Linked DNA regions of Homo sapiens: regions 1, 2 and 4 are each linked to region 3. The links are chromatin loops, found by intact Hi-C in ENCODE. Cell type or tissue: A673. All regions are shown on one strand. Region 1 has its middle 100 kb from the start of RGS17. Region 2 holds the start of RGS17 (regulator of G protein signaling 17). Region 3 overlaps LOC105378066 (a long non-coding RNA gene). Region 4 has its middle 82 kb from the start of OPRM1.

Evidence for each region. Peaks named below come from ENCODE experiments on the same cell type or tissue, not always from the same donor. Only the 100,000 strongest peaks of a DNase experiment are listed, where the experiment ranks them.
Region 1: it touches region 3 in a loop (10-fold over the local background); 13 of 110 quality-filtered maps call a loop at or near these places.
Region 2: a loop joins it to region 3, with 4 times the contacts of the local background. A loop is called at or near these places in 2 of 110 quality-filtered maps.
Region 4: it touches region 3 in a loop (3-fold over the local background); 3 of 110 quality-filtered maps call a loop at or near these places.

Annotation. Positions count from the first base shown.
Region 1 is chr6:153,226,851-153,234,850 of GRCh38, reverse strand. No RefSeq gene overlaps it. Among named protein-coding and RNA genes, the nearest start is that of RGS17, 100 kb to the right of the region's middle. In A673, a CTCF peak has its summit at 3,621 (motif pointing left); a DNase peak (open chromatin) is centred at 3,590.
Region 2 is chr6:153,128,112-153,136,111 of GRCh38, reverse strand. RGS17 (regulator of G protein signaling 17) reads left to right here and starts at 4,830. Exons shown (of 5, transcript NM_012419.5): 1 at 4,830-4,988. RefSeq lists a silencer at 4,899-4,948. In A673, no CTCF peak of the experiment used is centred here; a DNase peak (open chromatin) is centred at 4,831; H3K4me3 peaks cover 2,348 bases; H3K27me3 peaks cover 2,693 bases.
Region 3 is chr6:153,308,294-153,316,293 of GRCh38, reverse strand. All of the region lies in intron 5 of LOC105378066 (a long non-coding RNA gene), which reads left to right. Among named protein-coding and RNA genes, the nearest start is that of RGS17, 180 kb to the right of the region's middle. In A673, a CTCF peak has its summit at 3,437 (motif pointing right); DNase peaks (open chromatin) are centred at 3,463 and 6,443; H3K27ac peaks cover 3,562 bases.
Region 4 is chr6:153,952,938-153,960,937 of GRCh38, reverse strand. No RefSeq gene overlaps it. Among named protein-coding and RNA genes, the nearest start is that of OPRM1, 82 kb to the left of the region's middle. In A673, no CTCF peak of the experiment used is centred here; no DNase peak of the experiment used is centred here.

The DNA.
Region 1 (8,000 bases), 81 kb after region 3:
TTGGAGATGTGATGATAATTTTAGCTTTATTTATCGTCAACTTTTCATCAATATATGTATTTGTTTCAGACTTATCAGAGTTACAAAATCGGATGCTAGACTGAGCAATTCCAAACTACCCAGGAGGTGGAAGGTCCAGTTTCTTTCTCCTTTTCTTTCTTTCTTCCTTTATTCCTTCCTTCCTTCCTTCTTTCTTTCTTTCTTTCTTTTTTCTTTTTCTTTCTTCCTTTCTTCCTCTCTCTCTCCCTCTCTCTCTCTCTCTCTCCCTCCCTTCCTTCCTTTTCTTTTCCCTCCCTCCCTCCCTCCCTTCCTTCCTTCCTTTTCTTTCTTCCCTCCCTTCCTCCCTCCTTCCCTCCCTCCCTCCTTCCTTTCTTTCTTTCCCTCTCTCTCTCTCTCTTTCTTTTTTTTGAGACAGAGTTTTGCTCTCATTGCCCAGGCTGGAGTGCAATGGCACAATCTCAGCTCACCACAACCTCTGCCTCCCAGGTTCAAGTGATCCTCCTACCTCAGCCTCCCTAGTAGCTGGCACTACAGGCATGCACCACCATGCCCAGCTAATTTTTTGTATTTTTAGTAGAGACGGGGTTCCTTTATGTTGGTCAGGATGGTCTCAAACTCCTGACCTCAGGTGATCCACCCACCTCAGCCTCCCAAAGTGCTGGGATTACAGGCGTGAGCCACTGCGCCCAGCCAGGAGCTCCAGTTTCTTTGCATTTCATCACAAATGTTTGTTGTTTTTCAAATTTGTACTGTGTGTTACATTATCCATTTTTTCTCAAGAATCCTTTTCTATTTAGTTAACATCCATTCTGACAGTCCAGTTGGGATTCTCGAATCACTTATTCAAACCAAGAAAAGAATCCTAAAATGCAGATATTCATGTCTTCTAAAATCGGGTTTATTAGCCTTTTACCTAAGTGGTAACTGCCATTTCAATTTCTTTCTTCACAACACCACATGTGCAAGTTTTACTTTCTGTTACCATGATTTTCTCAGAACTCACTATCTTCTAGAAGTTTTACCAACCAAACAACTCTCAGACACTTGTAACTGACCCCTTTGTCTTAGTACCAAAATCTAAAGATGTAGGTATACAGTTTGTGTTCATGTATAAAGGTTCTGATAAAGGTATAAAATATCAAGATATTCTACATCATAAAACCATTATATTGAAGAGTAATATAGACAAATAAAATATGATAAATGCATATTTGGGTACACTTTAGTTGGTCCTGAAGTTTTCTCTTGGCTTAGGAGAGTAAAATATATTCTCCATAATGTGTAGCCTCATAAAACTATTAAGCCATCTTGATTCAAACAAAAATTGCAATTGTGCTAATTTAATTTGATTATTGAAGCATATTACTTTCACATTTCTCTTTATATTTACAAGAATACCTACAAGTTGATAAGTTTGAAGCCATCTTGAAGATCTTGATCTTTTCAAAGTCTTGTCATAAGAAATTGTGCCCCCCGCCAAAAAAAAACAAGTCAACTAACAAAAAACAAATTAAGAATGCTTTTTTTCCTTCCTATCAGTGATGGTATAACGTTTTATCGAATATTATTTCCTGAAAATAGGTAAATTGTTAAGTGGTTATACAACATTTTCATTTTCAGAAAAAACTGAGGAATAAATTTGAAAATCTCTCTTCACTATCAAATCGCAAAATCACAATTGTGTTGTTTTAATCTTTTTTTTTTTTTTCCGAGACAGAGTCTTTCTCTGTCACCCAGTCTGGAGTGCAGTTACACAATCTTGGCCTCACTGCAACCTCGGTCTCCCGGTTTCAAGCAATTCTCCTGCCTCAGCCTCTCGAGTAGCTGGAATTACAGGCGCCCACCACCACATCTGGCTGATTTTTGTGTTTTGAGTAGAGATGAGGTTTCACCATGTTGGCCAGGCTGGTCTCGAACTCCTGACCTCAGGTGATCCACCCACCTCGGCCTCCCAAAGTGCCGGGATTACAGGTGTGAGCCACCGCACCACGACTGTTTTAATCTTAACAAAAGTTAACTGCTGTGCTGTCATCACATATGTTCTCTACAAAATTTGCAGAAGCATGCATTGTACTGTATTGCATTGCATTGCATTGTATTGTATTGTATTGTATTGTATTGTATTGTATTGTATTGTATTGTATTGTCTAACAGTAATTTTTCCTATTAATTGTTTTCCTCATTTTTTTCTGTTATAAATTGTGGGAACAGGAGAGATTGTGAAATTTTAAGTGTTTTTTGTATAAATGATGATAGATGTGAATAAATTCATACACAATAAGTTTAGAAGTCATAGGTACCTATTACTTCACATCATTCCTTAGGTGTAGGTTTCTTTTGAGGTTCTCAGCTATTATATTTCTTAAAGAAGAAATAAATTCTTGTTTAAGAATAAATAACCTATTTTTAGTTTTAAAGTCATCAATTTATGGTTTTTTCATTTTCTCTTATTTTGTCTAATGAATAGAAAATATAATTGTAGTATATTTTGAAATTTGGTTTTTATTTTCTTCATTAAAAACCTTTTTTTCTGAGAATGTCCAATATAATATGGCCATTAAGAAGCAAATTCATTCCTAGGTGTTCACAACTAACAGTTAAACAAATCGGTATTCATAACGACAACTCCATTGCTGCTATCAAGTGATTTTCATTGTTATGAAACCATATGATCTCAGAATTTTAGAAAACCTCAGAGAACAGAGACCCCAGCTCTCCTGAGAGCCCCAGCATAGCCCATCAACATCAACAATTGGTAGTCACCAAGCTCTGTCAATGACAGGGCCTCATTGAATGGCAGAAGCAAAAAATCTATGATACTGCTGACTACTTCATAGATGTTTTAACATAATTTGAAACTGAAGTGCTCTGTTGTGTGTATACTGCCTTACTAGCAAATATATCTTAAAAAAAGAAAAATTTTATGGAATTATGCCCAGCTTTGCAACTGCTTTCCATCACATTTTCTATCTATAACACAGCCACTGCTGTGTTAGATCTCTCATTCTATATTCTAACTCAAGAAGCAGCAAGTATATCTGCTTTTCTTAAAAACTTTTGCATTGACTATAACATGCAATCTCAAAATTTACCATTTACTATTTCATCGTTTTGAAAGGCAATAGCATCAGGGAAAAAGAAGAAAACTAGTTCTTATATTTTTCTGGGTTTTCAAAAATCAAGTTTGCTTCTTCACTACACTCCCACCATGCACCCTTCTAGTTCTTTCTAAATTATCCCTGAGCCTTTGCCTGAGGGTCTTTACTTCCTGTAACTTCCCTAATTTTCCTTACTAGTGATTAATTTAGACGGATATAGCCAGTTATTTCTTTGCTCACACTCAGGCACCTAACCACTGATTTTTGCCAACAAGAACAAGAGACAAAGGGTAATGAAATGCATTCTTGAGCTCACCTGTGAAGAGTTCCCTCTCCTGTACAGAAGGAAAACAGAGTATATCCTGTATTTAAACATGAGCTAAAATAAACTGTAGTTACAGTTTGCCCTTCTCTGCCCATCCCTCAGTTTAGCAATATGTACAGAACACGCGTTGTGCGTAGAACGAAGTGTGAACATCACCTCGACTGGCAGGCAGGCAACTAACTGCAGTGTTTTAGCGCCGTCTGGTGTTGGCGCCTAGAAACGCAGCTGGCATAATTTATACCACATTTAGCATGTGACAGGTACTGATCTTTCTGCGATTTTCAAGGAATTCTCTGTTGTAATCACCAAACGCAACTGAATGTGAAAACATATATATTAATTGTTGAAAGAAAGCAAAGTCTCACAATAGCCTTTTACCCTCTGCATCATTTTATTTCTATTCAATGTCCCTATTATTTATCTGAGGAAAAGATTTTGAACAAAAACAGTATACAGCATACTCTTTCCAAAAATATACTAATTAAGGAAATATAGAGAGTACCCTCAATTTGTTTAAAATTTCTTTTACATTTCAGGGTGTTTAGGGGAATGTTAACCTTAAACAACAAAGAGATTAAAGTGATCAGATTTGCTTCATTCATTTTTTTAAAAAAATATTTTTCTATGGTGCAACTCTTATTTCACAGATAAGAAAATTACACTCAGAAAATTAGCTTTAAAATAAAAGTAGTTTGGTTTGTCTTTCACATGATTTTAAGTGTCTGCTGAGCATTTATATACCATGAAAAGGGATAAGAAGAAATAGCCAAAACTAAGTTAATGCTAGAAGAACGAAGCAGTCTGAACTTACATAAGAGCAAAGTAAACATCTCACAGAGCAGTGAGGGTCCATTTAGCAAATGAGTTTTTCCAGTGAACTAAGGAGTAGTCTTATAAACCTCTAAAAGTGAATCATTTGTCCACCCTTCTCATGTATCTTTGGACCATATCCATGTCAAAATTAAAGTTGTACACATGGAGGAAGATACAAATTACAAGCAAACCACTTTCTCCTGAAACATGTTAAAACATTTTATGCCCTCCATGATGTAAAAACTACCCAAGCCAACATGCTACAGAAGGAAAATAATTAAAGGCATTGTCAAGAATCTAATTGTTAATGAATTTGAGAAATATGATCAATTTTAATATCCCTAGTCATTATATCCTATTTCACAAGCTCGACAACTTTCATTACCATGTAAGATAGGCATAATAATGATAAAATACTGACTACTGTGCTAGAGAAGATCATTCTTAACTTTCTGTAATGAGCAGTTTGAATTTAAATTGAATTTTTTTTTAAATTCCAAGGTTAGAAAACTAACACTGCTTAAATTGAAAGGTAAAATGTCACATTTGTTTAGCTTTTAATCAAGTAAAGCGCAAAGAAATTATAACCAATTCTTTCTTTATTTAAAACAATGTAAGGCATGGTTACTTTTAAGACGTAACCATTTTCTTAAAGTAATGACACCTTATATTAAGTTCCAACTCCAGATGGTACTTGGATATGGGAATCCTTATACATAATCATGGCAGAAGGGGGCAAGGCCCTTGGAGCCATGTGCAAGATACTGTCCTATGTTCTGAGTGCCCTCTCGCCCTTGCAACACAATGGCATTTTCCTTTCTGCTTGCTGGTGCCTGCTGACACCCACTTCTGAAGTCAAGAGTTGGTGAATCTAGTGGTCTGTTCTTTTCAGTAAGCTCAGAGCATAGTGTCCCCTTCCTGACTCAGCCCACCATGATCTTGGCCATATTCTCAGTGTGGCTTCTGTCTAGGCCCTGAACCTTTGTTTCTGTCCTAAGGTCACACTGCCCCTTTCTGTAGAAGCCCAATAATAGGTCTGAAATTTCCAAACTCATCTTCTTTCCCTACCCCCCTGGGAATTTCTAAATGCCTTCTGGGCCACATGGGAGCTTAGACAGAACATGCATGGAGGAGCTCAACTTCTGCTCTTTTTCTGTCTGAATGCACTATCACCACTTCTCAATTACTATGGCTGCACTATTGCACACTGCGAAGTGATCTCCCCCCGCAAATCCCTAAATGTGAAACTAAGTATAGCCCTTTAATATCAGCTGTATGGATTTCCTTCACTCTTCTGTTTTTCCCATGAAAGATGTCTACATTCTCTTCCTGAGGGATAACAACTTCCCGTACATCAGAACCTTCTCCTACCTCAGAATCATTCACACACACACACACACACACACACACACACACAGACACCCCAGCCTATTCTTCACTAGCACTAAAAATAGTGGAAAGAGTGCAAGAGGAGGAATCAGACTACCAGGAAGAGAAAAACATCCAGAGTTAATTCAAAAATGTCTATTCAAATAAAAGTATTTCCTTGACACTCCTACTTATATGTGTTAGATAAGACTCTCCAGATAAAGGGAGTTATAATGAACACTTTCCCTTTTCCATTATCTGATTTCTTTTATTGTTTAATTTCTTGTAAATGTATTCAAAATCCCACCTACAGTTATATACATATGAGTGAAAATACAAGGCCATTACTTAGGCCCTTTTCAAACAAATACTCTCTAAACAGTTGGTTCAACCTCCATTTTTTGTTGGCATACTGAACCCAGCTAGAATATGTCTAGCATATTCTTTATGTCCAAAATAAAGGACTGATCATGTTTAGTGATAGAACATTGCATTTTTACTTATTTGGAATTCTGTTTTACTTCAAAGTCTTCTTCATTCATTACCAGATAACATTAGTCACTAGTATTTACTGGGCATCTAGATACTTTACTTGGATATACTAAAAGTGGCTTTTTTCACTACATCAATTTCATGAACTATGCCGTATCTCAGGAGGTATATTTAGATGGTAAAGTACAGTTCACTTCCATGTTACCATACTACCTCCTGCATTATTCCAGTTTAGAAGGAAACAGATGGTAAAAAGAAACTTCAAACTTCAAGAGGCTTCAGTTGGCTGGTCTTGTGGTCAAATACGAGGTCTAAGTTGCCCCTTATAGTATTCACCTCTACCTCCAACAAAAATCAACAAGACATACGTTAGGAGAAACAAGACATGGTGTCCTATTTTGTGCTCAAATCTATAGCCGATGTTGCAAGAAGCAGGATCATTTTACTTTTCATCAGTTACCTAAGGCCATAAGTGAAAGTCTGGCTTAACTGGCACTATATTTTTGTCAAGTTTAGTGTCATCTATAGATTGGCTCTCTGTGGTCCTTGGACCTGCAGCCTTTAATCGGGCTGTACCTGGGTAACTAGATTACTTTTTGTCTACTAGGTAGTTTCTCTGGCTCTAGTCCAATTCCCCTCCAATACATACTCAAACAACTTCCAGAGTGATTTCTCTAAAATAAAAATATGGTCATGACAGATCAAATTCCTTTAGCTTTCAAAATAGAGTTAAAAACTCTCATATTGGTTCATAAGGCTCTTCATTTCCAAGTCTTCATTTTCAGTTACACTTGAATTTGGTCATCGCTCTCATCCTTGCTATTCAAAGTCCCTGGAACAGCAGAATCTAGATCTCTGAACTAGAATCTACATTTTAACAAATCCTTAAGTCATTCTTAGGCACATTAAAGTTTGAAAAGCACTGGTATATAAAATATTAATATATTAACTATTTGCATGTGTTTCAGACCAATAAAAAACTCAAAGGAGTACTGTTTTAAAAGTGGTTCATTTACTGGCAGCAAAATACATATACATCTGTAAATTTTTCTTTGTCCATAAAATCTCAAAACATTAGCAAGACATTGATCATGAAAATGAACTTCACTAACCTGTCATATTTTAGAAAGGAATTTGAGATGTATATTCCCAGGGATCTTGCTTTTTCAAAGAACCACGTGGTAGGTGCCAGAAATGCACTCACGCCTGCAGTTTAAGAGGGGCAGTATCAAGGGCTCTCGTCCCCAGCATATTGCAAAACCCTACTAAACGCAAACTCCTACTGTTCTTAAACCAATCAGGGATTTGTGGGAAAGGCTCTGATGAGGATATGAACATTCCTCTAATATAAGCAAGACCATATTAATCTCAAACCTGAAAACAGAATCTACACCTGCAAAAATTATTTCACTTCTGCCTATTTCCAAAACATAATTGAGTAAAGCCCTATTTTTATTATTATCTTAATATTTTACTTGTATAGGTTTTTGGGATAATTTTTGACATTTATGTTGTTGAATTTAAAACAAATCTGTGTATTTAGGACTAATTTATTTTAGCTCATGGTACTTTTTTGGTTGAAAGATAGATAACGTTGGTTGAAAGATAGATGGAAAGTCCTGGCTGCGAGTTGTTCAGGTTCTTGGCTTGTTGAACGAAAAATTAAACAAAATGCACAAACAAAGCAACAAAGAGCGAAGCAAGGAAAGCACAGATTTATTGAAGCAAAAGTACACTCTACAGAGTGGGAATGGGCTACAGCAAGCAGTTCAAGGGCCCTGATTGCACTGTTCTTTGGGGTTTTTATTAGACTAAAATAATTTGGTAACACCCTTAGGTACCTTTTAGAGGCCTCCAATTGGTTACACCCTATGCAAATAAAGGCTTGGTCCATGACCGATCAG
Region 2 (8,000 bases), 180 kb after region 3:
GTTACATTTGGCTTAAGCAATTAAATGAATAGCAGAATAGCCAAGTTGTCATATAAAAATTGCCCAAATAGCCATTATAAGAATTTATGGAAGGGTCCCTTTTTTATTGAATATGCTTGTTTTAAAAGTGGGTTCTGGGAACCTTACCCTATCATCTAGTTTAAAGGAGCACCCCTGCATGCAGCCATGTGTGGTGAGCTAGGCAGAGGAAACAGTGTAGTCTATCATGGCACCATCTGTGATAGGTTGGGCAGAGGAAACAACGTGGTCTATCTGTTCACTTCTGAAAAGCAACAGATTCTGAAAGGCGGCAATTAGGATCCAAGAAGAAGCATCAGCAAACAATAAAGAACACTTTTTCTAAGTTTGTTATTTTTTCAATCCATCCTTCATTCACTAAGCATATACTATGTGTCAAATCTTGTTCTGGGCACTAGAGATAAAACACTGAAAAGTGAAAGCAAAGCTCTTGAGATTCTTTACTTTAGCAGGGGCTGAGGAGAATGAATAAGCAAACAAATGAATCCAAGCTGATTCAGATAGTGAAGTGTTTTAAAGACAATGAAATAAGGGGATCCAACAGAAAAGAACTCGCTGGGGCAGATTAGATTGGGTGGTCAGATGAAGCCTTCTGAAAAGTGATATTTCCGGAGGCACTTATGTGATATTAAGGAGTCTGCTATGCAAAGATCTGGTGCACAGGATTCCCAACAGAAAGAACAGCAAATATTACAAGTTAGATTTCTTCAAGAAACCCAAATAAGCAGGTCTACATGGCTAAAACACACTAGCTATGATCTACAGAAGCGTGGTATAAGATAACTAGTTAGGGACAATACTATATAGAACCTTCCAGGCTGTCTTAAGAATTACAAATTGTGTTTGAAGTGCAATGAAAAAAAAAACTCATTTGAGCGTGTTAAGAAAGGGTATGACACAACCTGATTGTTTTTATTTATTTTTTATTTTTATATTTTTTGAGACAGAGTCTCACTCAGTCGCCCAGGCTGGAGTGCCGTGGCGCCATCTCGGCTCACTGCAAACTCCGCCTCCCGGGTTCACGCCATGTTCCTGCCTCAACCTCCCGAGTAGCTGCGACTATAGGCGCCCGCCACCATGCCCGCCTAATTTTTTGTATGAGTAGAGACAGGGTTTCACTGTATTAGCCAGGATGGTCTCGATCTCCTGACCTCGTGATCCACCTGCCTTGGCCTCCCAAAGTACTGGGATTACAGGCGTGAGCCACCGCGCCCGGCCTCTGATTGTTTTTAAAAGATCCTTCAGCTCTTAGTGTGTCCGGAATTGGTGGGTTCTTGGTCTCACTGACTTCAAGAATGAAGCCACGGACCCTCACGGTGAGTGTTACAGCTCTTAAGGTAGCGCGTCTGGAGTTTGTTCCTTCTGATGTTCGGATGTGTTCGGAGTTTCTTCCTTCTGGGGGGTTCGTGGTCTTGCTGGCTCAGGAGTGAAGCTGCAGACCTTCGCGGTGAGTGTTACAGCTCTTAAGTCAGCGCGTCTGGAGTTGTTCGTTCCTCCGGGTGGGCTCGTGGTCTCGCTGGTTTCAGGAGTGAAGCTGCAGACCTTCGCGGTGAGTGTTACAGCTCATAAAATCAGCGTGGACCCAAAGAGTGAGCAAGTAGCAAGATTTATTGCAAAGAGCAAAAGAACAAAGCTTCCACAGTGTGGAAGCAGACCGGAGTGGATTACCACTGCTGGCTCCAGCAGCCTGCTTTTCTCCTCTTATCTGGCCCCACCCTCATCCTGCTGATTGGTAGAGCCGAGTGGTCTGTTTTGACAGGGCGCTGATTGGTGCGTTTACAATCCCTTAGCTAGACACAAAGGTTCTCCAAGGCCCCACCAGAGTAGCTAGATACAGAGTGTCAATTGGTGCATTCACAAACCCTGAGCTAGACACAGGGTGCTGATTGGTGTGTTTACAAACCTTGAGCTAGATACAGAGCGCCGATTGGTGTATTACAATCCCTGAGCTAGACATAAAGGTTCTCCACGTCCCCAGCAGACTCAGGAGCCCAGCTGGCTTCACCCAGTGGATCCCGTACTGGGGCTGCAGGTGGAGCTGCCTGCCAGTCCCGCGCCCTGCGCCTACACTCCTCAACCCCTGGGTGGTCGATGGGACTGGGTGCCGTGGAGCAGGGGGTGGCGCTCGTCGGGGAGGCTCCGGCCGCAGGGGAGCCCATGGAGGGGGTGGGAGGCTCAGGCATGGCAGGCTGCAGATCCCGAGCCCTGCCCCGCGGGAAGGCAGCTAAGGCCCGGTGAGAAATCGAGCGCAGCGCCGGTGGGCTGGCACTGCTGGGTGACCCAGTACACCCTCCGCAGCCGCTGGCCCGGGTGCTAAACCCCTCATTGCCCGGGGTCGGCAGGGCCTGCCGGCTGCTCCGAGTGCGGGGCCCGCCAAGCCCACGCCCACCCGGAACTCCAGCTGGCCCGCAAGCGCCGCGCGCAGCCCCGGTTCCCGCTCGCGCCTCCCCCTCCACACCTCCTTGCAAGCTGAGGGAGCCGGCTCTGGCCTTGGCCAGCCCAGAAAGGGGCTCCCACAGTGCAGCGGTGGGCTGAAGGGCTCCTCAAGTGCCGCCAAAGCGGGAGTCCAGGCAGAGGAGGCGCCCAGAGCGAGCGAGGGCTGTGAGGACTGCCGGCACGCTGTCACCTCTCATTAGGAGGGTGTTGTTCGGGGTTGTGGAGGATAGAAATGAGCAGACAGAATAGGGGCTTTTGTGGTTGCCCAGGTGAGAGATGACAATAGCTTGGACTAAGGTTATGGCAGTAGAGAGGGAGCAAAGTAGATACCTTGGAAATATATTTTGGAGGTGAAGAAAACATGACTAATTAATTGAGTGCGGGGATGAAAGAAAGCAACAAAACGAGGATGACTTCTAAATTTTTGGAATGAACAACAGAGTAGAACAATTTGAGGAGGAACAGGTTTGGAGGGGGTGGATATCCGGAGTTCCGCTTCTGAGATGCCTGTTAACCATGATAATAATAGTATCTACCTTGTAGGGTTGTTGTGAACAACGAATACGAAATATGAGGAGAATTTAGATCTGTACCTAGCATGTAGTAATTGTTCAATAAATACCAGCTACGACAATTATTCCTCAAGTGGAGATGTAAAGGTAGTGAAGGACATAAGAGTTCTGTGTGAGGCCAGGACAGGACTGAAGACATAAATCTGAAAGTTATATAGGATTCAACGCTGCTCAAATCATTTTTGGTGAAGAACTTTTATCTTTATCCACCGCGAATCAATACTGCAGTGGACTAGCCGTGTTTGTCTCTCCAAAATTCGTATGTTCGCATTCTAACCCTCAAGATGATGATATAAAGAGGTGGAACCCTTGGAAGGTGGTTAGGTCATGAGGGTGGAGCCCTCATGAATGGGACTAGTGTCCTTATAAAAGAGACCCCAGAGAGCTCCCTTGCTCACTTCCACCACGTGAAGACACAGCAAGGAGTCAGCAGTTCATGAGCTCGGAATTGGGCCCTCACCAAATAAGGTATCTGCCTACATCTTGATCTTGGACTTCCCAGTCTCCAGAACTGTAAGAAATCAGTTTCTGTTGTTTATAAGCCATCCAGTCTATGGTATTTTGTTATAGCAGCCTGGAAGACAAAGACAAATACTTCTGTGAAATCCAACAAAAATGAAGACACTTTGAAGAGCACTAGTACTCAAAGCCATGGGAGGCCCTGGAGGAGGCCCTGAGACATATTTAACCCAAGTACCCGTGAGTCTATGAGGATGGAGGCACAGGAGAGTTCAGTAGGCTGAAATAACACAACGCTTGCTTACATGAACACACAAGGAAGGGGAACTCACACAGATTTACAAGTAATCTGTTTTAATTAGGTGTAAGAAAAAAAAGCCCATTCACTCCTGCAGGAACTCCCTCCTCTTCCCACAGATGTGGTATCTGAAGAGCAAGACACTGCTTCTCCACTTCCTCCGCACAAACACTTTAGTCTAATCATTGGAGATGCAATCTAGCGCTCGGGTTGCATTAAGTATCCCAAGCTCCTTCCCTACCAAGCTGGGCTCCACTTGGGCACAGAACGATTATCAGACCTGGTAACTACCAAGCTGTCCCCTAAGGATGCTCTAGGCCCCAAGCATCAGCACCTCCGTTAATAATTCTCCACTCTTGCCTTGTCATCGGCTTTTCTCACTCAAAACTCTGCTCCAGCGAGTGGTCCGGGCGCCTGAGGCAGCTGGCATGGGCTAGGCCAGAGAGCACCTGCACTGATTCTTAGGAGAAAAGGTCCTCTTTCTGGGCGAGGAAGTCAATAAAGTAAAGGACGCTTCATAAAGTCCTTCGGGAAGCAAAACTTGCTTAACTTCACACTTCCTTGAACCCCCACGCAGGGAATGCTTCCTCCGGGACCCGGAGCAGGCAGGCTGCTGTGCCTGGCAGGCCGGCTCCTGGGTGCAAGGCTCCCGCGCAGCCCAGGACAGCAGCGCGCGGGCTACGGGCGAGTGGAGTTGCAGGGGCCCGGGCGGAGAGCCGCTGTCACCCAGGGAAGCTCTCGGGACTCCGGGCCTCCCGCGAAGCTCCGGACGGGCGTCACCGAAGCCGAGAGTCCCGGCCGAGCCCCTCCGCACGGTGGGCGCCGCGCCCAGGCGAGCGCGCGAGGTCGGGCGGGGCCGGGGGCCGCCCGGGGAGGGGGCGGGGCCGGGACTCTCGCGGCCGCGCGCAGGGGCTGGGAAGCTGCCCCTCCGGCCGCGCCGGGCGAGGGGCTGCGCCGGCCCGCGAGGCGCATGCGCGCTGCCGAGCGGCTCTCGCTCCCTCCCCGCCCACCGCTCCCTCCTCCCCCTCCCCCTCCTCTGCATCCTCGCCGCTCTCCCTCTCTCCTCGCCCGCTGGGTGCTGAAGTTGGGCGGATGGCAGCAAACCGGCTCCGCTAGAGGACCGAGCCGCCCAGCCCCGCTCCCCCGGACCCATCGGCGCGCTGCCCACACCTCCAGGCGACCGGGTAAGACGCTGCCTCCAAAACAAGCGGTGCTAAGTAAATGACATCAAAATGTCTGCTTTGCACCAATGGATGGATTTTTTTCAAGGTAGGGGGGAGGTGAAGGAAGGAGGGGGCGGAGAGCGCGACCGCCCATGCCCCGGCGGGGGCGGCTGCGCGGCGCTGGGGTCTCAGCTGTGGCCGCGGCGCCCTGAGCGGGAGCGGGGGCCGCGCCGCGGGTCCGGGAAGTTGAATCCCGCGTCGCTGCCTGGACGCGGTCCGCTCGCCGCCCTCAGCTGCTGCAGGGAACCGGGCGAGTGTCCTGCCCGCCGGGGAACGCTCGGCCAGGTCCCAGAGTTCCCGCGGAGAGCGGGGCGCCTGCTGGGGGCGGCCGGGAGGGCCGGGCCAGGGGCGCGGGAGACCCCGCGGGGACGCGAGGTGTTGCGGGTTTTGTGCGGTTGGTTGGGAACGAGGAGAATGTGCCATCAACAGTGTCCAATCGACTGATCACCTTGGGTGCTGTGTTTCCTCCCTTATCTCTCTTTACCTTTGGGAAAATGCACTGCTCAGGTGGGGAAGGTGTTCGAAGAAGAGGTTGCGAAAATGAATCCTTTGACCAGCAGTAAAATACCGGAGGGGTGTGTGTGTGTGTGTGTGTGTGTGTATGTGTATGTATGTATAGGGGGTGGGGGGTCTCTTTTGTTCCTTCCCCTCCCCTTAGTCAAAGGAAAGGGAGTCCTGGCGTGTGCGGCGCGGGGTGGATTCCACAGCCACCGAGGGGGCGAGGACGAGGAACGCCCACCAACCGCGAGTCGCTGCCCGGGTGGGCGCATCGGAGCCTCCTTTGCTGTAGGTGATGGTGGTCTTTCCGTGATCGATGGAATCATAGTTTAATCTCTGCCTCCCCGCCAGCCTCCCTGCTGTCCCTCATCGAGTGCTGCGGCAGAGGCTGGGTGCAGACACGGCCGCTTTCTCCTCTTCTCTCTGCCTCCCTGTCTCCCTGAATAAATGCCGGAGGACTAGGGGATGGCGGAGGGACAGAGCTGGACTCGGAAGCCGCGGGTGGGAGCTGCTCCTCGCGAGCCCGAGGCTGCTGGCACCTTGTCGCGGGCAGCCCGCGCCAGCCTCGGGAGTCCCTGGGCTCCGGGAGAGCGAGCCGGGGTCGCCTGGCCACAAAGATGCCCGCGCGCCCGCCCTGCGTACGGGACCCGCCCTGCGCCCTGAGCCCTGCGCCTCGCCCGGAGCCCGGGACGTCGGTTCACGTGGGAGAACCCCTGTCGCCCGGGGACGATTGACCCTGGCTCCTGGCATAACTCTCCTGACCTCCCCTGACCTTTCCATAAATGCTTCTTTCAAAAGATTCACTATAAGATTTGTCTGGAGAACTTCACACTCTTCAGAGTTATTTCTTTCTTTTCTTAAATTGTTTTACGGCGAGATTCTCTCCAGCGTGGGATGGCTTTCACAAATAATAAAGAGAAATCTTAGTTTGGTTCCCATCTAGAATAAGCAGTTCTGAGGCTGGGTGCCATCTGCATTTCCGGCGTTCATACATACTGGTTTTCCGGGTGATGAACCCTTCTGAAAATCATTTAATTGAAGACGTGAGAATTGATTTTTATTAGTGTAGTGGAAAATAATGCTTTCCTCCTCGATTCACAACTGCCAGACGCTGCGTGTACGAAATAATTTGCAAACCGTGAAACATTTAAAGTACATTGTACTTGTTTCCGAAGTCTTCTGTAGTGAGAGTATTATCCAAGAAATATGCATTATAGCACTCCTATCTAATGGAAGGGTGATTTAATACAAATGAATGAGAAGTTTGACCTCCTCCAGTTGTTACTGTTGTTAAGCCATTTCTTCTGTTAACATGAACTAAAACAGTAATTAGCACACTCATGGGAGACTGGATTTATTCACTAGTTTTTATAGTCTTTTGAAACCCGCACTTAGAGCCACCATAGGAGAGTAGTTTATTTAGTTTGAGGTAACAAGAAAAGAAGTGTTCGTTATTACAAAAAGATTGAGTGGTATTACTTATTAAATAAGATAAATCTCCATGGCAATGACACGTGATCTCAGAGCCAGGGGCACTCATCCTTCCTCCTGAAATTAGTCTGAACGATTAAGAAAACCGTCGAATTTACAGAACAAATAACATAAGGTGTCTGTTATGCTGATTGATTTCGACCCTTTTTGCTATAGTTCCGCAACTACTCCTTGGCGTTTAGTCCCCACGGAAGGGAATTAACAAGGAGAGTTAATTTACTATCCTGTTCATTCTAAGGCAAACAGCATTTCCTTCTCAAATAGGTATCTCTTTGGTTGTAGGGCTCTTCCTCTGAGGTACTTATTTATTTGAATTCATCATGTTTAAGGTCTAAGTTCCTTATTCCTGTGACCATTTTATACTTTTGCATAATAATAAATAATAATAATAATAAACCTTCCTTAACATTTCCTACCACGAGGGCCACGGTCTTTGAAGAAAAGGAGAAATATATATTCTTACCCGTTTGATCTTACTGTAACAGCCAAGTAAAAGTGAAAATTTTAAATCTGAATTGATCAAAATTCTGGTTGACTTGCAGAGTAAAGTCTAAGAAAGATTTTACCTTTTAATCTAAAGCCGTAGAGATAATGGCCTTTGTGTCAGAAGTCCGTTTGCTAAAATACATGGGCTTTCCTGGAAAAGGAAGGTAGGCATGGATGATGAGGTACGATGCCAAGAGGGCTGGGAGTCCATTCAACCACATTTCTGCTGAGAATCCTGTTTCTGATACTCTCCAACTCTGCTTACTTAACACTGAGAATACTGCACTACCAAAGAGGGCAAATCGAAGGACCGCTATATACCCAGAGGTTGAGAATAATGCTATGTGATGTTAAAAGCATTTTATTTCACCTGATTGGTATAGTTAGAGTGTAAGTGTGAATGCATTGTGGAGGCGTAAAATTATATGACATTTCCAAGGGAGTGTCAAGGGTCCTCAGACAAATATATTTTTATGGAAAACCTTAAAATAATCCTTT
Region 3 (8,000 bases):
CGAATCCATTTTCTAACATTTTATACTTATGACTGAACTTTCTCCTTAGACCATCCCTAATACAAGGACATTTTTGTCTTATTTTACTAAGATAGGTTAGATAGCTTACTGAAAGCTATCTAACTTATCTTACTAAGGCAGGTTAGATAGCTCACACACATGGGTAGGAATAAGATTCTATGTTTTCCAGTTTTAGGATCACTGAGGCTTACTTGTGTGGTTTCATGTTTGTGTATTTGTTTGTTATTTATGTTTAAAAATCATATGAATTCATAAAACATTAACTACTGCTAAGGTCCACACTGCTGCAAAATTTTGAGGGTGAATACAATTAAATAATCCTGTTGGGCATTTTAGGCATTGGTGTGAGTGATTTCTACATACTAACTCATTTGGCCTTCACAAGAAAGTTATGAAGTATGGATTATTGTGATTGAGATTTTATTGATGGAAAAACTTCAGTACAGAATAATTTGATCCAGATCACCTAGTCAGTAGTTGTAAAAGCCCACACCCAAATCTAGGAAATTTCTTCCAGAACCTCTGTTTTTAACGTCTATACTCCACTGGCTCTTATATTGAATACATTCTCTTTATTCAATCTAGAGAATCATTTTTTGAGATGATCGGCTCAGTATTATAAATACCATCAGGTCATTTTAAATAGACTGCTTCACAAAAATACTATTTCACCAAACCTCTGATTGTTCCCTTCAGTGACATTATATGACTCAGACTTTTGCAGCCTGTGTTATTTTTAGTCATCTTCTTGTCACTTGGGATTTAAGTATTAGGTTTGAATATTGATCTCCATTACCAGTCAAGAGGCATTCTATTGCAATCTTACATTGACTTAACAATAAAAACAAAATATAGAAGTCTACCTAGAAAATTATTATCTCAGCAATTTCATGGTTAAAAAATGGTCTCGTGTGTATTTAAGTATTATGGTTTACCTTACTTTTTTGTTTTGATGCTGCCTACCTTGGGTTTTTTGGGGTTTTTTTTTTTTTTTTTTTTTGACATGGAGTCTCACTCTGCCTCCCAGGCTGGAGTGCACTGGTGCCATCTCGGCTCACTGCAACCTCCACCTCCTGGGTTCAAGCGATTCTCCTGCCTCAGCCTCCCAAGTAGCTGGGATTACAGGCAAGTGCCAAAACGCCTGGCTAATTTTTTTGTATTTTTACTAGAGACAGGATTTCACCATGTTGGCCAGACTGGTCTCAAACTCCTGACCTCAGGTGATCCACCCAGCTCAGCCTCCCAAAGTGCTGGGATTACAGACATGAGCCACCACGCCTGACTCTGCCTACCTTTTAAAATAAGACTTATGACTGTAATGTGTCCAGTGGAACAGCTGACAGGTGACAAGATGAGGACCAGATTTAAAGAATCATTCAAATGTTAAAAAGAGACTTTAACCAAAAGGTTGGTTGGGGACACATCTAGTCATGGATAGATTTGCGAAACTGGCATCATAAAGTATTCATAGAGGCTCTAATTTGTTAATAAAATGAGTAGCATACTGTACCACATTGATTCTTGAAAGAGTGTTACAAGAGATATAAATAGCTGTAATAGTGGAAGAAAAGCTAACGATTACAAAGATTACTTATGTCCAGATTGATCTAGAGAAAGCAACCATCATAAATCCCTGATAATTGTAAAAATAAATGATAGATGAATATATGCAAATATTGAATGAAAAATGGAAAGTCGTTTTATGTTCCTTTTGTGTCTCAAACATGTCCTGGAGGTTTAGAGCCAGCCTATTTCATGAAAGATATCTTTAGTAAAACAGAGATATGCAGAAGGAAAACCAGGAGAGGATTCTTATCCAGGATGAGGAAGGATTTTTCTATTATCTTAAAACATCAAATGATTTTTTTTGGTTGACACGGTGTTATATCCCTACACCGTGAGTTCTTGGGCTCTTTTATTTGTGTGATGGCAGCACCTAGCATTGTGGGCAGATGCCCAACATGTGATAGGAATTAAATAACACTTGTCCAATAAACAAATTCATATCACTAGTTTTAAAATTAGATTTGTTTGCCTATGAAAGGTATATAATAAGAATATATGTTTTACAAATTATTGGCTGGGAAAAACATTACTTTAATGTATTTTTTCTCCTTCCATATTGCTTTTCTACTAGAGAAATATTTATTACCTCATGAGACACATCTTTTCAAATAGCATCTGAATTTATTTCCACAAACCCATTTACAAGTAAGATCTAGTAAGATAGAAACATATCTGATTGCATATTTCCAAATTTCCAAGTATATTCATCTCATTAACATGGTTCTTGAACAACACAATACAAAAACATCTGTTTGTCATTTAATGTCACTATAGCATGGTTTTGGCACCAGCAAGAAGTAATTTTTCCAGGCATTAATGGAGAACTAAATTTATAATATTCTGGCTTTTGTGAGAGAGCACAGCTTTTCAGAACTATAATAATTTTTATTTAAAAACTAAAAATAATGCTATTATAAGCTGTCAGAAATTCAAGGTATGCAATTTAGTTGGCTTTTTGTTCGTTTTATTTTGTTTTGTAATTAACCAGCCATGTCTGTGTTTGAGATAGTCTTTTAAAACAACACTGAAATAGGAGAAAGAGCACTGGCTAGGAGTCAGGAAATGTGAACGTTTCCTTAGGTAACTGTCATCAGTAAAATGAAAACTGAAATTGAATTAGAACACCTCTCGTATCCATTTATAAAGAAGTTAAGTTTTTAATATACATACTTATTTGAGAACACATGGACACAGGGAGGGGAACAATACACACTGGGGTCTGTCAGTGGTGGGGAGGGGAGGGAGCACATCAGGACAAATAGTTAATGCATGTGGGGCTTAAAACTTAGATGATGGGTTGATGGGTGCAGCAAACCACCATGGCACACGTATACCAATGTAACAAACCTGCATGTTCTGCACCTGTATCACAGAACTTAAAGTAAAATAAAAATTATAAATAAATAAATACTAAGAAATATAAATATAATTTAGATAATACATAATATAGCACCTAACAGAAAACAGCCGGCTGAGTGTAGAAAATAAGGAACAAAATATACATGTGGAAGAAGGATAACTGATTTAAGAGTTCTAGATCCAGCACCATCCCATGCTTATAATATCACCTTTGAGAAGTCATATGTGACATCTGGACCCCACTCTTCTCATCTATAAAATGATTGAATAGTTTGGTCCAGCTGATCTCAAAAGTCCCTTTTAGCTCTCAAAATTATACATTCATTATGATTCATATCAGGACACTGTGTCTCTTCTCTCAGATTGAACCTCTTTTCTGACTTGAGGAAGGTTAAATCTTTGAGTAGTTTTGTAATTAGACATGATTTCAGAAACAGAATTGTCAGTCCAATTACACAACTCTTGAAGCACGTTCTCTGGTTGGATCACATTTTGAGCCAGGACTGGCACTCCAGCAGATGGCACTGTGCCATCACCATGGGACCAGCCGGCCCTTAAGTACAAGCACTCATCGCTTACTCAGAAGTCTTAATCATTTGCAGTAATCAGCAGTGCCATGCTCTTTTTCTTTATTATTATAAGCTGAATTTAATACTTGCTAATTTGAATAATTATGTGCTGTTTAATTCTCCACTCTGCTGTCAGGTGGATAAAAGTTGAAAGAGGAGTTTGCTAGTTCTAAACCTTCAGTAAATAACAGGGCAGAGGTAATAAAGTTGTCTTTTCCCCAGAGGAAAGACAATTGAATTCTACCTTCCCTGAAGGCTGCTGGACCAGATATTGAGACCACGCACTCTGTGAAGGCAAGAACCATGCTGGATTCATGTTTGCGTCTCTATGCCCTAGCTTATTCAGAGGTGCTTAATAAAGCTGTGGAATGGGTTAAAACAGAATATAGGATTACTAACATAGGTTGCAGATAGATGTGGAGATGACAATGTGTAGCAATTTTCTTCCAGTACTTCAAATTTTAAAGGAAAGTAGGAGGTACAGTGATCAGCTGAGAGGAGAGATAGAGGAAGAGACGTTAGAAGTTCAGAAGGCAGAGAAAAAAATGTGAAATATCTTTTGGGAGAGTGGGAGAATGCATGAAGTATACTACAGTAATACAGTATGATTCCTGAGCATATGGTATGATGACTGGTCAGTTTTAAAAACAGGTTGAAGTTTTTGGTTCTGATTTAAAACGAGAATAATAAAGCTGTGAATTTAACTCCAGCTACATTCATAGGGGCAGGCATGGTATAGGCAGAAAGTCTGACATAGTCATTTTTGAGATTTTACCCGACAAGAACCAGGGAGAAGAATGGGATTGAGAGAGTCAAGGGTGACTGCAGTGATTGACCATGGAATTTCAGATGAATAAAGAAAAAAAAATAGAATGTTAGGGAATAAAAATGAGGGAGGACCTAAGAATTGGAGGTCCTGGTAGGGTTGAAAGACTGTTAAAGTGTCAGATGAAGTCAGGTGAAATGTTAGTGGAGGCAGTCAGCAAGAAATGTATAAAACTGAAATTATGGAGGGGTTGCAGTTATTGACAATGAAAAATCCTAGAATACGACCACCAGAGTTATGACTGAGGGAGGGCGAAGGGTAACATTACTGAAGCAGAGGAGTCTTAGAAAGAAAAAGGCCAATGTGTTAGAAATATTATCCATGTGTATCTTAAAATCAACAGGAAGAAAATCAGAAGTAATGTCAGAAAGAGTGACAGGGAATAAAAATGTGGATCATCAAGGAATCAGTGAGAATGAGACAAGGACCCTCTTAGATGATAATCATGTTGAGGATACAATCTAATGAGATGATATTCAAAGACAGAGGATTTTAGGGAGGAGGGAAGGAGAATGGTTTGAAAACAGCAAGGAGGAATAATAAGGACATTTCCTCAACACATGCCCTTGGGTAGAATATAAAAGTTACCACTTAAGAGGGCTGCAAAGAAGGTGGAGTAGTCAGAACACTCAGAATTCTGTTAGAGCAAGAAGGTGAAATAATTACAGAGGAAGAGCATATTGTAATCAGAGAAGAGCATACATAACATTTGATAATGATGAGCCATAATATCTAGATGAAATCGTGAAAAAGCTTTCAGAATTTTTGAAAGAATGGAGAAAAGGAGTAGAACAGAGGATAGTTGACCTTTGTGAAAATTAGTGTAAAAGATGAGAGATGATTAACATTAAAAGGAAGAAAAGGTGTAATAATATTTATAAGTCACTGTGGATTCAAGGAAGATGATAGTGGTGAAGCTTTGGATGTTGGGGTAAAGGAAAGAACAGGTGTCTGGATTCCTTTGTTGACACTCGTTCATGGAAATAATGAGATCTACAGAAGCTGTTTAGTCCCACTCTATGATACCTTGTTGACCCCTGCTGATGAGAGTATAAGATCCCCACTTTTACTTGTGGGTTGCTGGAAGGGTGAGCTGAAACATCAGTGCACAGTTTCTGTATTGAAGGCTAATGATGGAGTTTAAACTCCTCAGGAGGTCATTTGTTACTCTCGGCATGGTAGGGGCCTACTCTTCAATGGTGGTGGGTATAGAAGGCTCTGATGAAGGTTCTGATAGGTATAGAAGGTTCTGAATTTTTCTGAGAAAAATTCTGTTTTCTTTTCCTGGAACTTCTATTGTTTGGATGTTGGACTCTCCTGCAATGATCCTCTAATTGTCTTGTCTTTTTTTCTGCAGTTTTTATATATTTGCCTGTTCTTTCTAAAAAATTTCACCAACTTGATTTTTTTCTACATTCATAGGAATAAGGGGGAGGGGCGACACTTATGAGATCTTTCTTTGTCTGTTTTCCAGGAAAAAGCATCTAGTGGTTGTTTTGTGGGTGCCTAGATTTTTTCTTCTCTTGGAAGATATTATCACTTCTTTGATGCTTTCTTTTCCATGAATTACCTTTTTTTCCTTAAGAGTTACTTTCTTTATTCATTAGGCACTACAAAGCCAGTTAAAAATCTCTGTGTACTGGAGCAAGAGGTGGTCAACTAGTGGGCTTAACCAAAGGAAACTGGGCAAGAACCAAATGTTACACTTGGCTTCTTCCAAAAAGCAATGTCTGTAGGTATTTTCTTTGAGCCACTAAACTTTTACAAAGAATTTTCAACATTCTTAGAAAGTGAAACAGTGGAAGGGGGTATAAAGTACATAAACTTCTATCTAATTTCTGTTTCTAATAAGATACCTTAGTTCCTACCCTTCCTTCTGTCATTATTCCCTCTAGTTCTAGTTATGCATTGAATAAATGTCACAGGGGTAGTTTTATTAAGCACAGATGAAGAAGAATTTCTTCTAAAGGGTCTAAGGGCTTCTTATGGAGACACACAATTAACCTCCCAGTGTTCACCCCAGCTCTTGCCTCCACATCCTGAGGCTTATAGAGCTTCTAATTCCTTAGCCTTTAATGGGTTCTGCTCTGTAAATTAGCTCGTTTCTAAATGGTATTTTCTTCTGCTGCCCTGGATTTCAGCTTTCTCAGCTCTGCTAAGCCTCTGACTGCTAATACATCTGTTTCTCAGCCTCTAAAAATTTACTGATGTTTCTCATTTACTGTTGCTTCCTTTCCTGAGCTCTTTGCCTGGTGGCTCATTTCTTTCTGTTCCCCCCGTGCTGGTATTTCAGCAGGATATTTGGATGAGGCAGAGATCTACACATGTATTTTATTTCCCCTGCTATCCATCATTCCTTTCTGCCAGTGGAATGGAAAGACCCCTGCTAAGCCTCCTGTTGGAGCAAGTGTGACCTGGAGTTAATGTTCACATAGCCAACAATGATTTTGTTGTCACTGCTGTAAAAACCACACATAAAACTAGGAAGACAATTTTGGTTTTGCCATTTTCTCAAAGGAAAGAGATTTATACACCTGTCCCCTTTAATCCTATTTGATAAATGTCACTATCGACATGTTACAAATGTGCCAGCTAAACTTTGCGTAAGATAACTTAACGAGGTTGCTAAGTGGGGAAGCACACTTTGTCCCAGGTCTCTTTGAACGCAGAGACCATTCTGACACTGCATCGCACATCCCCCTTAAGGACCTCAAACTAACCTTAGTTACCTAGTTTGGAGAGGTTGTCTGGAATATGTTGTGATTTAATAAATTTGCATGAAAATATAATTGCTGTGATACATTAAAGTATTAGGTGGCATCGCACTAATGATTTCAAAACTTTCCATGCACTTTTAATATAAAAACTCATAGCTCGGTCATTTTTAGACTGTTTCCTTGTGTTGTTTGGGCATGTGGTGGTGGCAGCCAGGTGTGGAGGGGCAGAAGGAAGAAGCAAAGTGGAGTAGGAAGTGTGAGAATGTGCATGTAATCTACGCCTATGCAGCACATCCAGGCACGCCAGCTTCAACTCGCTTCATCATGAGAGACCAAAAATAAACATAATGAAATAGAGGACATTCTCGCGCCTCAAAAAATTGAACTATCTTAAAAGGTATGTATATATTAGAAATATTTACAAGTGAATTTCTTGGCAGAGGCAAGACAAATGTGATGCCATAATTCAGTAGATGAGAGTTAAGAATCCTTGCAGAACTGAGCATTGCACCCTCTAAAAATTGGATTTACTTGCTTGGATATTCCATCAGTGCCTCCCCATCAAATCTATGATATCCCAAATGGTGTGACAAAAATGATGCCTCTTTTTCTAATGAGTTTCTTATGTTTTTCTCCTCTGTTTCCCCGCTAATGTTCTTTTCTCATCAGCAAGGGCAAGACATTTGTTCTTTAAAATAAATTTGAATTGAAATTACAGAAGAAGAGTGGGTGGTAAATGCCTGGCAAGGTAAATAATTTGATGAGACACAAAAATAACGAAATGTCAGCCAACTTCACTGGAGCTTGAAGGTTTAACTCTATAGGAAGTTTCAGAGAAAGAAAAATTGGCGCCAATAAGTTAAAATTGCAAGATTAATCCTCATCAAAGCAAAAAGTGGGATGATTTACTGATGAAAACTTTCATATTGAAAGCCAGTTACA
Region 4 (8,000 bases), 640 kb before region 3:
GAACCATGGTGCAATGGTTGGTAACTACTTAAAGACAGTGCCAGCCCCCCACCCTCTCAGATTCAGTGAATTGAGGCAAATAGGCTTTTTGAACTTGAAGACCTTCCTTGGTGACCAAATGTGGGCTTGGGCTTTAGCTTTCTTTACTTTCCCTTAGCTTTGGAAAGCAGCACAGATAAACATCTGTTCTAATATAAACAATACACTTTTTATCTGAATGTAGCTTCAAGATACATCCTGGACTTTCCCTTCTCCCTTTCCTGGACCCATCAAACCAGGGAATGGAAATAGTTGTATTATTAAAGACCTTTTTAGCAACTCATGCTGCTTTACTGTTTCACATATCTCTTTTAATGGCTAGAATCATAAATTTAATGTTTAAAACACACTTTTACACCAAACCCATAGGAACAGACAAGAAAACAACTATTAAATATGTGCCCTTTTGCTCTCTTGCTCCTGCTCTCACTATGTTGTTACTGGAAACTGGTCGCAATCCAGACCCCAAGAGAGGATTCTTGGATCTCGTGCAAGAAAGAATTCAGGATGAGTCTATAAAGTGAAAGCAAGTTTAGTAAGAAAGTAAAGGAATAAAGAATGGCTACCGCACAGACAGAGCAGCCTCGAGGGCTGCTGGCTGCCCATTTTTATCATTCTTGATTATATGCTAAATAAGGGGTGGATTATGTATGCATCCCCTTTTTAGACCATATGGGGTAACTTCCTGACATTGCCATGGCATTTGTAAACTGTCATGGCACTGCTGGGAGCGTATCAGTGAGGATGACCAGAGGTCACTCCTGTTGCAATCTCGATTTTGGTAGGTTTTGGCTGCTGCTTTACTGCAAACTGTAGCATGATCTTTATGACCTGTATCTTGTGCCAACCTCCTATCGCATCCTGTGACTTAGAATGTCTTTTCCTCCTGGGAATGAAGCCCAGTAGGTCTCAGCCTTATTTTACCCACCACCTCTTCAAGATGGAGTTGCTCTGGTTCAGACGCCTCTGACAATGTGATGTGCCTTTTTCCACTTGCCTTCTGCCATGCGTAAAAGCTCCCTGAGGCCTCTACAGAAGCCAAGCTTCTGCTTGTACAGTCCGCAGAACCATGAGCCAACTAAACCTCTTTTCTTTATAAAATACCCTGTCTCAGGTATTTCTTTATAGCACTGCAAGAACCGCCTAACACAGAAAATTGGTACTGAGGATTATGGCATTGCTATAAAAATACCTGAAAATGTGGAAGCAATTTTGGAATTGGGTAACAGGCAGAAGCTGGAAGAATTTGGAGGGCTCAGCATAAGACGGGAAGATGAGGGAAAGTTTGGAATTTCTCAGAGACTAGTTAAATGTGACCAAAATGCTGACAGTGATATGGACAGTGAACTCCAGGCTGATGAGGTCTCAGATGGAAATGGGGAACTTACTGGGAACTGGAGCAAAGGTCACCTGTGTTATGCCTTAGCAAAGAGCTTGGCTGTGTTGTAGTCATGCCCTAGGTATCTGTGAAAGTTTGAACTAATGAGTGATGATTTAGGTTATCTGGTGGGAGAAATTTCTAAGCAGCAAAGTTTTCAAGATGTGGCTTGGCTACTTCTAATTGCCTAGCTCAGGTGTGGGAGCAAAGAAATTACTTACAGTTGAAATTTATATTTAAACAGGAAGTGGAGTGTAAAATTTTGGAAAATGCTACTCATGTGGCAAAGAAAGAAAAAGCTTTTTCAAGAAAAATTCAAGTAGACTGCAAAGTAACCATTTGCTATAGAAATTAGCATAACTAAAAAGACCCAGGTGCTGATAGCCAAGACAATGGAAAAAAGCCTCAGAGGCCTTTCAGAGATCTGAGGCAGCCCCTCCTATCACAGACCCTGAGTCCTAGGAGGAAAAAATGGTTGCTGAGGTCAGGCCCCTGCTGCCCTGTGAAGCCTTGGGATACTGTTCCCCACCTCCCAGCGGCTCCAGTACCAGCCTTGATTCAAAGGTCCCCAGGTATAGCTTGAGCTGCTGCTTCAGAGGGTGCAAGCTATAAGTCAGGGCAGCTTCCATGTGGTGTTAAGCCTGCAGGCACACAGAGTGCAAAAGTGAAAGAGGCTTGGCAGCTTCTGCCTAGATTTCAGAGGATGTATGAGAAAGCCCAGGTGTCCAGGCAGAGGTCTGCTGCAGGGGCAAGCCCACTCAGAGAACCTCTACTTGGGCAGTGTGGAGGGGAAATGTGGGTTGGAGCCCCCACGCAGAGGCACATGGAGTCAAAGATTATTTTAGAGCATTTAATTACTGCCCTGCTAGGTTTCAAACTTGCATAGAGCCTGAAGCCCCTTCTTGTTGGCCAATTTCCCCCTTTTGGAATGGGAATGTTTACCCAATCCTTGTAACCCCATGTATCTCGGGAATAAATAACTTGTTTTGATTTTGCAGGCTCACAGGTGGAAGGAACTCATCTCTAGATGAGACTTTGGTATGGGACTTGGGACTTTTGAGATAATGATGGAATGAGTTAAGACTTTTGGGGAGTGTTGGGAAGGCATGATTGTATTTTGCAATATGAGAAGGACATGCAATTTGTGGTGGGGGGGAGGGCAGAATGATATGGTTTGAATATATGTCGCTGCCAAATCTCATGTTGAAATATGATCCCCCATCAGCCTGTTCACTCTGATGATAGTTTCTTTTGCTGTGCAGAAGTTCTTTAGTTTAATTAGATCCCATTTGTTAATTTTGGCTTTTGTTGCCATTGCTTTTGGTGTTTTAGTCATGAAGTCTTTGCCCATGCCTATGTCCTAAATGGTATCGCCTAGGTTTTCTTCTAAGGACATGAAATTTGAGGGGGGAGCGGGGCTGGGCGGAGAGGGTAGAATGATATGGTTTGAATATATGTCGCTGCCAAATCTCATGTTGAATTATAATCCCCCATGTTGGAGGTGGGAGGTGTTTGGGTCATGGGGGAGGATTCCTCATGGCTTCAAGCTATCCTTATGATAGCGAGTGAGTTCTCACAAGATCTGGTTGTTGTAAAGTGTGGCACCCCTGCCCCTCCTTCTCTCTCATTCCTTCTTTCACTGCTCCTGCTCCTGCTTCACCTTCTGCCATGAGTAAAACCTCACTGAGGCCTCCCCACAAGCTGAACAGATGCTGGTGTTACCAGTTGAGGGTGTCCAGGTTCTTGGCATTTTGAACAAATAATTGGATAAAACACACAAATAAAGCACGGGAAGAATGAAGCAATAAAAGCAGAGGTTTATTGAAAATGAAAGCACACTCCACAGGGTGGGAGTGGGCCCCAGCAAGCAGGTCAAGGGCGCTGGTTACAGAATTTTCTGGAGTTTCAGTTCCCTCTAGAGGTTTCCCATGGGTTACTTGGTGTATGCTCTATGTAAATAAAGAGGATGAAGTCAAGTTACAAAGTCATTTACTCAGTATGTACCCTATGTAAATGGAGAGGATGTTACTGGGTGTGTGTCGCCTATGTAAATGAAGAGGATGAAGTGAAGTTACAAAGCCATTCACATTCGTGTTATTGCTGAAGTGTTTCCATTTAATTTAGTTCTAGGAAGTCCTCAGGTTCCCAGTCTCCAGGCCCTATTCTCCTACCTCAGGGGCACCATGCTTGTACAGCCTGCAGAAACATGAGCCAATTAAACCTCTTTTCTTTATAAATTAAAAACAAACAAAAAGAGTCTTTTATAGAGAGCAACTCAGAAAATTGTGGTAAAAAGATAACATTCATTTTGTATTCAAATGCCAAATACCAAATGTCAAATGCTTCCATCGGTTAGAAATGTCTTTTTTAAATCCAGAAAAAAAAAATTTTCTTCTTCATTAAGTGATTAGGAAGCATATATTCTTGTCTGCACTGTCAAGATTGCAAGACTATGACTCAGAACATTTAAATGTCTAGTTATCATTGCATAGAGAATCGTTTGCATGATTCAGAGAGCCATAGTCTGTGACTGCTGATTTTCACATTAATGGACACTAGTGTCAGAATCATCTCTTAGTTGTGATTCACAGTTCTTGTTTTGTAATATCTAAGCACTTATTAGCTCAAGATACATTATAAGAGTCCCCAAAAAGCTGAAAAAATTAATCCAATTTTATTTTAATCTAATTACATCCCATCCATATGGGTAACAAAACCAAAAACCTGGGAGTTGTCCTAGACTTTCTGTATTTCTGATCTCTTATATCCAATCACTAAGTCCTGTCAATTTTCGTTTTTTTTTTTTAAATTATCAGATGGATAGATTGCAAAAATTTTCTCCCATTCTGTAGGTTGCCTGTTCACTCTGATGATAGTTTCTTCTGCTGTGCAGAAGTTCTTTAGTTTACTTAGATCACATTTGTCAATTTTGGCTTTTGTTGCCATTGCTTTTGGTGTTGTAGTCATGAAGTCTTTGCCCATGCCTATGTCCTAAATGGTATTATTTAGGTTTTCTTCTAGGGTTTTAATGGTTTTAGGTCTTATGTTTAAGTCTTTAATCCATCTTGAGTTAATTTTTGTATAAGGTGTAAGGAAGGGGTCCAGTTTCAGTTTTCTGCATATGGCTAGCCAGTTTTCCCAACACCACTTATTAAATAGAGAATCCTTTCCTCGTTGCTTGTTTTTCTCAGGTTTGTCAAAGATCAGATTGTTGCCAATGTGTGGTGTTATTTTTGAGGCCTCTGTTCTGTCCCATTGGTCTATATATCTGTTTTGGTACCAGTACCATGCTCTTTTGGTTACTGTAGTCTTGTAGTATAGTTTGAAGTCAGGTGGCATGATGCCTCCAGCTTTGTTATTTTTGCTTAGGATTGTCTTGGTTGTGCAGGCTCTTTTTTGGTTCCGTATGAAATTTAAAGTAATTTTTTCTAATTCTGTGAAGAAAGTCAATGGTAGCTTGATGGGGATAACATTGAATCTATAAATTACTTTGTGCAGTATGGCCATTTTGATGATATTGATTCTTCCTATCCATGAGCATGGAATGTTTTTCCATTTGTTTGTTTCCTTTCTTATTTCCTTGAGCAGTGGTTTGTAGTTCTCCTTGAAGAGGTCCTACACATCCCTTTTAAGTTGTATTTCTAGGTATTTTATTCTCTTTGTAGCAATTGTGAATGGGAGTTCACTCATGATTTGGCTCTCTGTCTATTACTGGTGTCTATTACTGGTGTAATTTTTGCACATTGATTTTGAATCCTGAGACTTTGCTGAAGTTGCTTACCAGCTTAAGAAGATTTTGGGCTGAGGCGATGTGGTTTTCTAAATATACAATCATGTCATCTGCAAACAGAGACAATTTGACTTCCTCTCTTCCTATTTGAATACCTTTTATTTTTTCTTTTGCCAGAATGCCGTGGCCAGAACTTCCAATACTATGTTGAACAGGAGTGGTGAGAGAGGGCATCTTTGTATTGTGCTGGTTTTCAAAGGGAATGCTTCCAGCTTTTGCCCATTCAGTATGATATTGGCTGTGGGTTTGTCATAAATAGCTCTTTTTATCTTGAGATATGTTCCATCAATACCTAGTTTATTGAGAGTTTTTAGCATGAAGGGGTGTTGAATTTTATCAAAGGCCTTTTCTGCGTCTATTGAGATCATCATGTGGTTTTGGTCATTGGTTCTTTTTATGTGATAGTTTATGTTTATTGATTTGTGTATGATGAGCCAGCCTTGCATCCTAGGGATGAAGCTGACTTGATTGCGGTGGATAAGCTGCAATCGGATTCTGTTTGCTGCTGGATTCGGTTTGCCAGTATTTTATTGAGGATTTTCACATTGATGCTCATCAGGGATATTGGCCTGAAATTTTCTTTTTCTGTTGTGTCTCTGCCAGGTTTTTGTGTCAGGATGATGCTGGCTTCATGAAATGAGTTAGGGAGGAGTCCCTCTTTTTCTATTGTTTGGAATAATTTCAGGAGGAATTGTGCCAGGTCCTCTTCATACCTCCGGTAGAATTTGGCGGTGAATCCATCTGGTCCTGGGCTTTTTTTGGTTGTTAGGCAACTAATTACTGCCTCAATTTCAGAGCTTGTTATTGGTCTACTCTTGGGCTAATACCAGAATCTACAAGGAACTTAAACAAATTTACATGAAAAATGCAAACAACCCCATCAAAAAGTGGGTGAAGGATATAAACAGACACTTCTCAGAAGAAGACATTTATGCAGGCAACAAACATATGAAAAAAAGCTCATAATCACTGGTTATTAGAGAAATGCAAAACAAAACCACTGAGATACCATCTTATGCCAGTTAGAATGGCGATCATTACAAAGTCAGGAAACAACAGATGCTGGAGAGGATGTGGAGAAACAGGAATGCTTTTACACTATTGGTGGGAGTGTAAATTAGTTCAACCATTGTGGAAGACAGTGTGGTGATTCCTCAAGGATCTAGAACAGAAATACTATTTGACCCAGCAATCTCATTACTTGGTATATACCCAAAGGATTATAAATCATTCGTTATCAAGGTACATGCATACGTATGTTTATCGCAGCACTGTTCAAAATAGCAAAGACTTGGAACCCACCCAAATGCCCATCAATGATAGACTCGATGAAGAAAATGTGGCACATATACACCATGGAATACTATACAGCCATAAAAAAGGATGAGTTCATGTCCTTTGCAGGTACATGGATGAAGCTGGAAACCATCATGCTCAGCAAACTAACACAGGAACAGAAAATGAAACACTGCATGTTCTCACTCATAAGTGGGAGTTGAACAATGAGAACACATGGAAACAGGGAGGGGAATATCACACACTGGGGCCTGTCAGAGGGTGGGGTACTTGTGGAGGGATAGCATTAGGATAAATACCTAACATAGATGACGGGTTGATGGATGCAGCAAACCACGATGGCACATGTATAACTATGTAGCAAACCTGCACGTTCTGCACATGTATCCCAGAACTGAAAAGTATAATAAAAAAAATTCTCATGAATTACTATAACAGGCTTCTAACTGTTTTCTCTGCTGCTGTCTGTCCTCACTTCAATCAGTTTTCCTCACAGCTGCTACCTGAGCTTTCTGAATTCAACTCCATTGGTGTTAACTCTCCTGCTTAAAACTTGTTAATGTCTCCCCGCTTCCCTTACAGTAAAGTACACCACATTTTATAGGATACAAAATTCTCCAAGACCTGATCTCTACTTAACATTCCAGCCTTATATTCCCTTTGATTTTTAAACTCCAAGCAACAGCCACCAGAAACTACGTTTCATGAACTGTGCCTACTTAAACATATACACCTTTACTCTGCACTAAGAAGCTTTTCTTTAACTTCTAATTTAAGTTCCATTTGTTCTTCAAGATCCCCAAGCATATTGTTCTGTCATTTTTTTAAATGTAGAATTCCAAACATATGTAAAAGTAGACCAAAGAGTACATTGAAATCCCACGTAACCATTACACATCTTCAACTATTAATCTATGGTCAGTATTTTTCAAGTATATCTCATCCTTCCCATATTGCTTTGAAGCAGTTTTATTATATCTTCTGTAAATGCTGTAGTTTACACCTCTTAAAGAGAACTCTTTTTTAAACCCAAGCACAGTAACATTATCTAAAAATAATCACCAACGATTCTTCAATGCTATAAAATATCCAGTGACTGTTCCAATTTTCAACTGTCTCACATATGTTGTTACTTTATTTTTAATTTTTAAAATTTTTAATTTTTATTTATTTATTTATTTTTGAGACAGAGTCTCCCTCTGTTGCCAGGCTGGAGTGCAGTGGCACAATCTCGGTTCACTGCAACCTCCATGTCCTGGGATCAAGCGATTCTCCTGCCTCACTCTCCCGAGTAGCTGGAACTACAGGCGTGTGCCACCATGCCCAGCTAGTTTTTGTATTTTTAGAGAGACAGGGTTTCACCATGTTGGCCAGGGTGGTCTTGATCTCTTTACCTCATGATCTGCCTGCCACAGCCTCCCAAAGTGCTGGGATTACAGCCATGAGACACTGTGCCCCGCCTTTAATGTTTTATTTTTTGCTGCTTTAGTCTAGATT